2 separate regions of the Homo sapiens genome follow, and region 2 is linked to region 1. A link is an interaction called in ENCODE POLR2A ChIA-PET data of the cell type or tissue named here. Cell type or tissue: PC-9. All regions are shown on one strand. Links, peaks and the distances in the headings refer to the core of each region. The heading gives the core; the rest is flanking DNA. Region 1 has its middle 13 kb from the start of PAQR8. Region 2 overlaps EFHC1 (EF-hand domain containing 1).

The links. ChIA-PET counts read pairs that join two places held together with the same protein. Peaks named below come from ENCODE experiments on the same cell type or tissue, not always from the same donor. Only the 100,000 strongest peaks of a DNase experiment are listed, where the experiment ranks them.
Region 2: POLR2A ChIA-PET joins it to region 1 with 8 read pairs; 1 of 35 experiments calls an interaction of 5 or more read pairs at or near these places.

What each region holds. Positions count from the first base shown.
Region 1 is chr6:52,346,912-52,351,312 of GRCh38, forward strand. No RefSeq gene overlaps it. Among named protein-coding and RNA genes, the nearest start is that of PAQR8, 13 kb to the right of the region's middle. In PC-9, for the core only: no CTCF peak of the experiment used is centred there; no DNase peak of the experiment used is centred there; H3K27ac peaks cover 285 bases.
Region 2 is chr6:52,452,355-52,456,755 of GRCh38, forward strand. EFHC1 (EF-hand domain containing 1) reads left to right here. Exons shown (of 11, transcript NM_018100.4): 4 at 334-483; 5 at 1,741-1,933. Among named protein-coding and RNA genes, the nearest start is that of EFHC1, 34 kb to the left of the region's middle. In PC-9, for the core only: no CTCF peak of the experiment used is centred there; a DNase peak (open chromatin) is centred at 2,377; H3K27ac peaks cover 1,136 bases.

The sequences.
Region 1 (4,401 bases), core at 186-4,185:
TGGTAATAACAAAAACAAAGAGCAGAAAATCCTCCTAATGTGTCCTATCCAGTTCAATGTTGCCTTTATTTAACAATTACCAAATTAAACCACTATGCCACAGCATGTAGAAATTCTCACTTGTCAGCCACAGTCAAAATCTCCTAAAAATTCAACAAGATTTGATTCAAAAAAATCACACACACTCCCTAAAATGCAGTTATACCCTCCTTACTAGTGACAATAATCAGGGTAAATAGCACAAACACCAATTCATATTTGCCATTAAATAATGCAAGAATATTCCAGATTTCCATGATGCTGGGGGTATGAGACTAAGAAGGAGGGAGTATTGAAGGGACAGGCCTCTAGAGTGAATATAAGAAGCCCTTCAGTCTTCACTCTGACACATCTGTGTGCTATCAGACCAGGTTCTTTAGCTTTCTGGGTCTCAGTTTCCTCATCTGTCAAATGACAAAGTGACTTCTAACGTCTCTTCTGACTCTATTTTTAAAAATCTTTATGCCTATATTAAAAGCATTCTGAATGCTTTTAACTCTTCTGGTTATTGGCAACAGAAACTCGAGCTAGCTAAAGATCAAAAGAGATGTTTATTAGAAACTCTAGTTTGCAAGGAATGGGACATTAGTAAATTTTCTTTGGCTCAAACAAGATCTAATTCTGTTCTTCCATCTCATTGTGCTGGGAGGAGCATGTAGGATAGGGTGTGTGTAGGTGCAGGGGTCAAGGGTTGAGAAGGGATGCTATTCAAAGTATTTAACAACTGCTATAACTACAAAGACGCATACCAGGGGAACATCGGTCTGGGTGAAAGTGTTTGGGGGTTGGTGAAATGGTCAGAGGAGGCAGTGAAGGAGAATGGATAAAACAAATAGCTCTTCTTCTTTCCGATTCTTTGCCTCCAATAAACAAGAATATGGGTACCTCAATACATTAGCTCAACACATAAAGATACATGGGCATGTAATGGAAGTCAAGGGCAGAGATACAGCCAGCTTGCCAGAATGAATGGAAGCAGGGACTTGAATGCCCCTAAGAATTTAGATTCATCTCTTGCAGCTGCTCTTCTCTTTAGAACTAGTTCACTCTCTTATCTCTGTCATCTGCTGAGACAAGTTTCACCTGGTTTTCCAGTTAGCATGCTGCCAACATCGCCTGAGTTTACTTTTTGTTGTTGTTGTTGTTGTTCAAAATATCACATAGCAAGGATGAACCTAATCCAAATTCCTCTTGAAGGGTATCTAATTGGCAAAGCTTGGGCCAGGTACCCTTACTTGGACAATCTAACTGTGACAAGGCTAGGATCCTGTTGATATTACTATGTGGATGGTGGCATAGGAGGGATACTGACAGTTTTAACAATTGGTATGTTATGGGCAGAACCATTGAGAATGGACACAAGCCATTAACAATCCACTGGTTCCAGAGCCAGACCAGGGCATTCTAGCTAAATATCAGCCTGGGATGAGGAAAAAAGAGGACCAATTTTCAGAAAATGGAGAATAATTGTTGTGAATTGAGCAGTAATCCAAGAGTATAAGGAAGAATCCAAGAGTACATTACAGAGTATAAGAAAGAAACAGTCAACCCTTTTAAAAAATGAAGTAATAATGTTCCTGGAAACTTTTTAGCAATTAGAGGGATTAAGTGCCATTTTGGTTTTTATTTGATTATAGGTAAGAGTTCCATACAATAGTGTGCTAAGTATTGCAAACAATAAAGGAAAAATACAGCATAAGATACCTCTTACACTCTGCCCCCAGAAGTTTTCACACTGATTTGAGAAGTCAGACACAGTGAACATTTACAGAACTAGGCATTTAATTGTATAGCCTACACAGCGAGTGCCCTAGGAGTCAGAAAAGAGTTTCCTGTGGCTAGACTAGTCAGGGACGCCTTCAGGGAGCAGCTGAGGATGCTTTCTACAGCTCCTTTCAGCATAAAGATTTTCCAAATTCTATGGATTAATAAAGAGACATTCCTCCATTTGGATTTTGAAGGATGTACTCTAAAGGTGTGGGAAAGCCTTCTAAGTCAAGGATGGGAATGCAAAAACTTTTGCTAAAAGTTAAACACCAGTCTTCTGAATAAAGTACGGATGCACCCTACAAAATGGATGAAGCTTGAAAACGTTATGCTAAGTGGAAACAGACACAAAAGCCACATATTATATGATTCCATTTGTATGAAATATCCACAATAGGCAAACTCACAGACACAGAAGCATAATTAGTGGTTGCCAGGAGCTAGGGGCAACAGGGAATGCAGAGTGACTGCTAATGGATGTGGGGTTTCTTTTGAGGATGACAAAAATATTCTGGAATTAGATAATGATGACCATTGTACAACCTTCTAATTATACCAAAACCCACTTAATTAGACGCTTAAAAAATGGTGAATTTTGGCTGGGCATGGTGGCTCATGCCTGTAATCCCAGCACTTTAGAGGCCAAGGCAGGAGGATCACTTGACACAGGAGTTTAAGACCAGCCTGGTTAACACAGCAAGACTTCATCTCTGTGAACAAATTAGCTGGGTGTGGTAGTGTGCACCTCCAGTTCTAGGTACTCATGAGGCTAAGATGGGAGGATCCCTTGAGCCCCAGATATCAAAGCTGCAGTGAGCTATGATTGTGCCACTGTACTCCAGCCTGGGCGACAGAGTGAGACTCTGTCTCTAAAAAGAAAAAAGACAGGTGAATTTTATGGTATGTGAATTATAACTCCATAGAAATAAAAAAGTGACAAAACCAAAATAACTTGCCAGCCTTCTGGTTAGAAATAACTTCTTTGGGCCGGGCACGGTGGCACACGCCTGTAATCCCAGTACTTGGGGAGGCCAAGGCAGGTGGATCACCTAAGGTGAGGAGTTTGTGATCAGCCTGACTAACATGGTGGAACCTCGTCTCTACTAAATACAAAAAAATAAAAAAATAAAAATAGGCCGGGTGCGGTGGCTCATGCCTGTAATCCCAGGATTTTGGGAGGCCAAGGCGGGCAGATTACCTGAGGTCAGGAGTTCGAGACCAGCCTGACCAACATGGGAAACTCCATCTCTACTAAAAATACAAAATTAGCCGGGTGTGGTGGCACATGCCTGTAATCACAGCTACTCGGGAGGCTGAGGTGGTAGAATCGCTTGAACCTGGGAGGCGGAGGTTGCAGTGAGCCAAGATCGTGCCATTGCACTCCAGCCTGGGCAACAAGAGTGAAATTCTGTTTCCAAAAAAAAAAAAAAAAAATAGCTGGGCATGGTGGCTGAGACAGGAGAATCACTTGTACCCAGGAGGCAGAGGCTGCAGTGAGCCAAGATCATGCCATTGCACTCCAGCCTGGGCAACAAGAGCGAAACTCTATCTCAAAAAAAAAAGAAATAACTTATTTGGGCTGGGCGCAGTGGCTCACACCTGTAATCTCAGCACTTTGGGAGGCCGAGGTAGGCGGATCACAAGGTCAGAAGATCGAGACCATCTTGGCTAACACGATGAAACCCCATCTTTATTAAAACTACAAAAAATTAGCCTGGCATGGCTGCACATGCCTATAGTCCCACCCACTTGGGGGGCTGAGGCAGGAGAATCGTTTGAACCTGGGAGGCGGAGGTTACAGTGAGCCGAGATCGCGCCACTGCACTCTAGCCTGGTCGACAGAGCGAGACTCTGTCTCAAAAAAAAAAAAAAAAGAAGTAACTTCTTTGTCATTTGTCTTCTTTTTTTACCCTCTCAACCTGTACTTGTCCTACTTATACCTGTGCTATGAATGTCCACTAACAACCTCCTCATCTATCATACCAGACCAGAACTCGCCCCAGTCTTCAATTGCAGCTGAGTATTTTCCCTGGTGACCCCATAGATACCTCAAATAAAACATGACCAAAATGAAACTGCAATTTTTGAATCAAATCTCCTTTTCCTCCTCTACTTCCTCTGTTAGTTGGTAATTTCCCTAACCACCAGTCACTTAGGCCTTCTATGTGCAGGTAATTCTTCATCTCATTTATTTGTTTGTTTATACATTTAGCTAACTTTTTAAAAGACTTGTATCTATCAGGCAGTGTGCTTTGTCCTGGGAGCATAGCCGTGAACAAGATTCACATGATTTTAGCTGTCATGGAGAAGGCTTTAATAAGAAATTCCAACATAGTGAGATAAAAAACTACGACATGGAAAATACGGAAATCTATATGAATGCACAGCATAGGATCCAGCTTCCTACCTATAATTAGCCACCAAATGCTACTGACTTTGCCTTTAATTATGAATACCTCTTGGATCTGGTGTTTGCTCTTCAGCCACAGTAACCTTGCCTTCCTTCAAGCTCTTAGCATCTCGCACCTACAACTGCTTTCTAACCAGTGTCCTTGTCCCAGTGTCTCATGCCTGGAGCCTTGCTAAGTCTCAGAT
Region 2 (4,401 bases), core at 295-4,294, 110 kb after region 1:
CAGTGTCATGATCATGGCTCACTGCAGCCTTGACCTCCTGAGCTCAAGCAGTCTACTCACTTCAGCCTCCTGAGTAGCCTGGACTGCAGGCAAATGCCATCAAACCAGTCTAACTTTTAAATGTTTTTGTAGAAACAGGGTCTCACTATGTTGCTCAGGCTGATTGTGAACTCCTGCGTTTCAGGAGTCCTCCTACCTCAGCCTCCCAAAGTGCTGAGATTGTAGGCCTGAGCCACAGTGCCTGGCCCATACACTTATTTTTATATAATCAGTTTATAACTTACTCTGAAAAGCTCCAAGAAAGATGATCATTGTTAACTTTCAATTATTTAGGTATTTTTAGAAAGCCAAGGAATTGAGTTAAATCCACCAGAGAAGATGGCTCTTGATCCTTACACTGAACTCCGAAAACAGCCTCTTCGTAAGTATGTCACCCCATCAGACTTTGATCAACTCAAGCAATTTCTCACCTTTGACAAACAGGTAAGTGACATAGGAACCACAATAGGCTTACTTATTTCCAAATGTGACCTACATTTATTGGCAAAAGGTTTGGGTAGCTGTATTGGTAACTATTTTGAAACATTACAGCTATAATTGAACTGTTTGGACACAGTACTGTCTTTCTGCTTTCATCAAGGGTTACAGGTACAGGAATGCCTACATTTCATATGGAGATCCAAAGAAGATCGTGGAGTTGCGGAGTTGTTTTGTGAACCTCACCAAACATTTAAATCTCAAAGCAATTCCTGAGCTACATCTGCTTCCCACCTTACGTTTCCAATTGACAATTTCTTTCCCTTAAAATGAGCTAATTTCATAGACTCCTTTGTGAAACCATAAATCGATTATTAGGAAATTTCACAAATATGCATACATGTAGGTTGTAATGTTAAAATGTTTAATTTCACAGAAGCCCCACTACAGATGCTTCCTTGTTAAATGTTATATTAATATTGGAGTCCAGAATGTTCTGAGCATTTTCCAACTCTGTTCCAACCTTCCTAATCCTCTCCCTTGTGAGCTGATGTGTATAAGCAGATTTAAATCCTTCCCTTTCTGTACTAAAGGGAGAAAGAAAAGGAAGAGATCACCCTCAGTGCTTCTTTGCTGCTCCTTTTCTTTAGACATTTAACCCCTTTTAGTTCAGAAAATGTAAACTAGCACTAGCATGGTCTTTTAAGGATTTTGTTCATATCAGTCATATATCTGTTATTATTTTGTATTTAAAGATTGTGTTTATTCCCACGATTTGAAGAAGCCTAGCCAAAAAAAAAAAAAAAAAGATTGTGTTTATATTATTGCTAGAAGATATGTGTTGATGGGACCAAAAAAAGACTGGTTAATAAATAAAAATTTTTTCTACACTAATTATATATAAACCATATTCACATGTACCTTTATTAATATATATATACCACTATGTAAAGAACTTCATTGCTCTTTTAATTTAGCTTCTCTTTCACTGACTAATATTTTGGATCAAAGTGAGCTCTTCTTTTTTGGCACAAACTTATAATCCTATTATTTAATTCTTTCCAGCTGCTGACATATAGTACATAATTTCAGATGTTTTAGTATGTTTGATGAATATTTCTTTTTTTTTCAATTTACCCCATCTGAAATTACTTCATAGTCTTTCCAGCTAGTCTTTCCATCGTTGATACATAATTGCCAAAGTAGCCAAGTTGAACTCCCTACTTTTAGGATTCTTGAGTCACTACTTTGGATTCTTCAAAGGTCCTTCGATTCTATGCAATCTGGGATGATACAGACAGCATGTATGGTGAATGTCGGACCTACATCATTCATTACTATCTTATGGATGATACGGTGGAAATTCGAGAGGTCCACGAACGGAATGATGGGAGAGATCCTTTCCCACTCCTAATGAACCGCCAGCGTGTGCCCAAAGTTTTGGTGGAAAATGCAAGTATGTTTGATTCAGTTTATTCTCTGTTACTTGGGATGTTTTTAGGTTCTTAAAGGAGTTACTTAATCAGTATGCAAAATTCGTTTATACTTGGAAGCCTCTAGCTATTTTTGCTTAGATGCTCAGAAAATGGCTTCCCACAGCTTTCCTCCTTTACTTGCCCCTCGGTCCAGGCGTGCCCCCAAGACAGTCTGGTACCCAGGTCAAGGAAACAAAACCAAAACAACAGTGGGAGATTTATTTAAAGTGCAGCAGAGCAAGGTTTCTGAACTGAAACAATTTAATATTAGATTTTTAATGCATTTTTCAAACAGGCTTGTTTTCATTCAAGGATATGAATGAAAGCTTAGCTTTTCTTTATATGCTTTCCTGACTTTGCTTCTCACTTCAACTACTTCCTAAACAGGAAGTTTCTATGTGGTTTAACTTGAGATTGGAAAAGGCATGTCTGTGACTCATAGAGGTGAGGTCCATTGTGTCAAACCCAGCTCATTCTTTACTGGTTTAAAATTACCTAGCATGGGCTGGGCATGATGGCTCACTCCTGTAATCCCAGCACTTTGGGAGACTGAGGCGGGTGGATTGCTTGAGCCCAAGAGTTTGAGACCAGCCTGGGCAACGTGATGAAACCTCCTCTCTACAAAAAATACAAAAATTAGCCATGCTTGGTGCCGCACACCTGTATTCCCAGCTACTTGGGAGGCTGAGGTGGGAGGATCATCTGAGCCTGGGAGGTCGAGGCTGCGGTGAGCTGTGATTGTGGTGCTGCACTCCAGCCTGGGCAACAGTGAGATCCTATCTCCAGAAAAAGAAAAAAAGTTACCTACCATATTTGAGAGTGGCAGTGCAACAAAATGGCAGCAAATACCTGCTGTTCACTGTTTCCTGGGATGAGTAGGCTTGCTTTAGTTATTGTCTTAGTAGTTTTTACATTTCTCTTAGAATAATGTCATCTTGGTCACATGTAATGACTGATAGCTCTTATGTTTGGGTGGCTGACAGGATTCTGTAAATGTGTTCACTGATTTTTTTTTCTTTTTACTATATTTTTTGGGAATTAGGATATAAGAAATTTCAGGTATTGGGGCTGGGCACGGTGGCTCACACCTGTAATCCCAGCACTTTGGGAGGCCAAGGCAGGTGGATCATGAAGTCAGGAGATCGAGACCATTCTAGCTAACATGGTGAAACCCCATCTCTACTAAAAATACAAAAAATTAGCTGGGCGTGGTGGCGTGCACCTGTAGTCCCAGCTACTCAGGAGGCTGAGGCAGGAGAATTGTTTGAACCCGGGAGGTGGAGGTTGTGGCGAGCCAAGATCGTGCCACTGCACTCCAGCCTGGGTGACAGAGTGAGACTCCATCTCAAAAAAAAAAAGAAAAAGAAATTTCAGGTATTGAGCAAGAAGTTTGTCTACATTAGAGGTTATAAATAAATGTGTAGTCTGAGGCTAAATTCAACGTGTCTGTACATATTGCTTCACTTGCACAGTGCTTTTTTATGAAAAATGCAGTATTATTTGTGGGCAAGGAGTTGGAGGTTTCCATCATTGAGAGAATGGATAAGCAAAAATGTAGTGAAGGTACATTTTGATTAATATACAGTAGTTAGAAGCAGTAAACAAGATGTACACAGAAAGCAAGTGGATGGATCTTAAAAACATAGTGCTGTGTAGGAAAAAATACATGAAATTAGATATATAATGCTATAACACATGCAAAACATAGTACACGTAGGACACATTCAGTCACATAGCTGCATTAGAATGATTGCATGTGAGGAGAGGAGAATGAGATTGGGGAAAAGGATAAAAGGGAGTGAAAATTGTCATCATTTTAGAATTAGGAAAGTTTATGTTATATATTTTTTTAAAAAAATGAAAATACTGCTAATTCAGCTTGTATTCTCAAATAGAAACAACTGGATCTGTGCCCTAGTTCAACATAGTTTGGCTTCTACCTACTATACATATTCTTATAATCAGTTCTCTACAGAACCGTCTTAGAGTTCAATGACAATGGGACTAATATAGTAATTTTGGCCTTTCAGAATGCTTAAACAAGCCTGAAATCCATGCAGTTCGGAGCTAACAAACATTAGATTTACAATAGATAAAGAAAATGGATAGGAATATATTCAGGGTGGCATGAAAAGTCTCACTGAAACTAAATCCCTTTAAATGACAGATTCCAGGTTTGTCTCTGCTTTATCAATGTGACCTATATTGAAAACTTAATATATAATTATCCTCTTCTATAATTTCCCAATTAAAAATTTTTTATCAAAGTTGCATGGAGAGGCAGCCTGGTGGCATATATAGGGTTCTTTTAAAAAGTAGGAAACAGGCTGGTCGCTGTGGCCGAAGCCTATAATCCCGTCACTTTGGGAGGCCAAGGTGGGAGGATCACCTGAAGTCAGGAGTTCGAGACCAGTCTGGCCAACATGGTGAAACCCCCTCTCTACTAAAA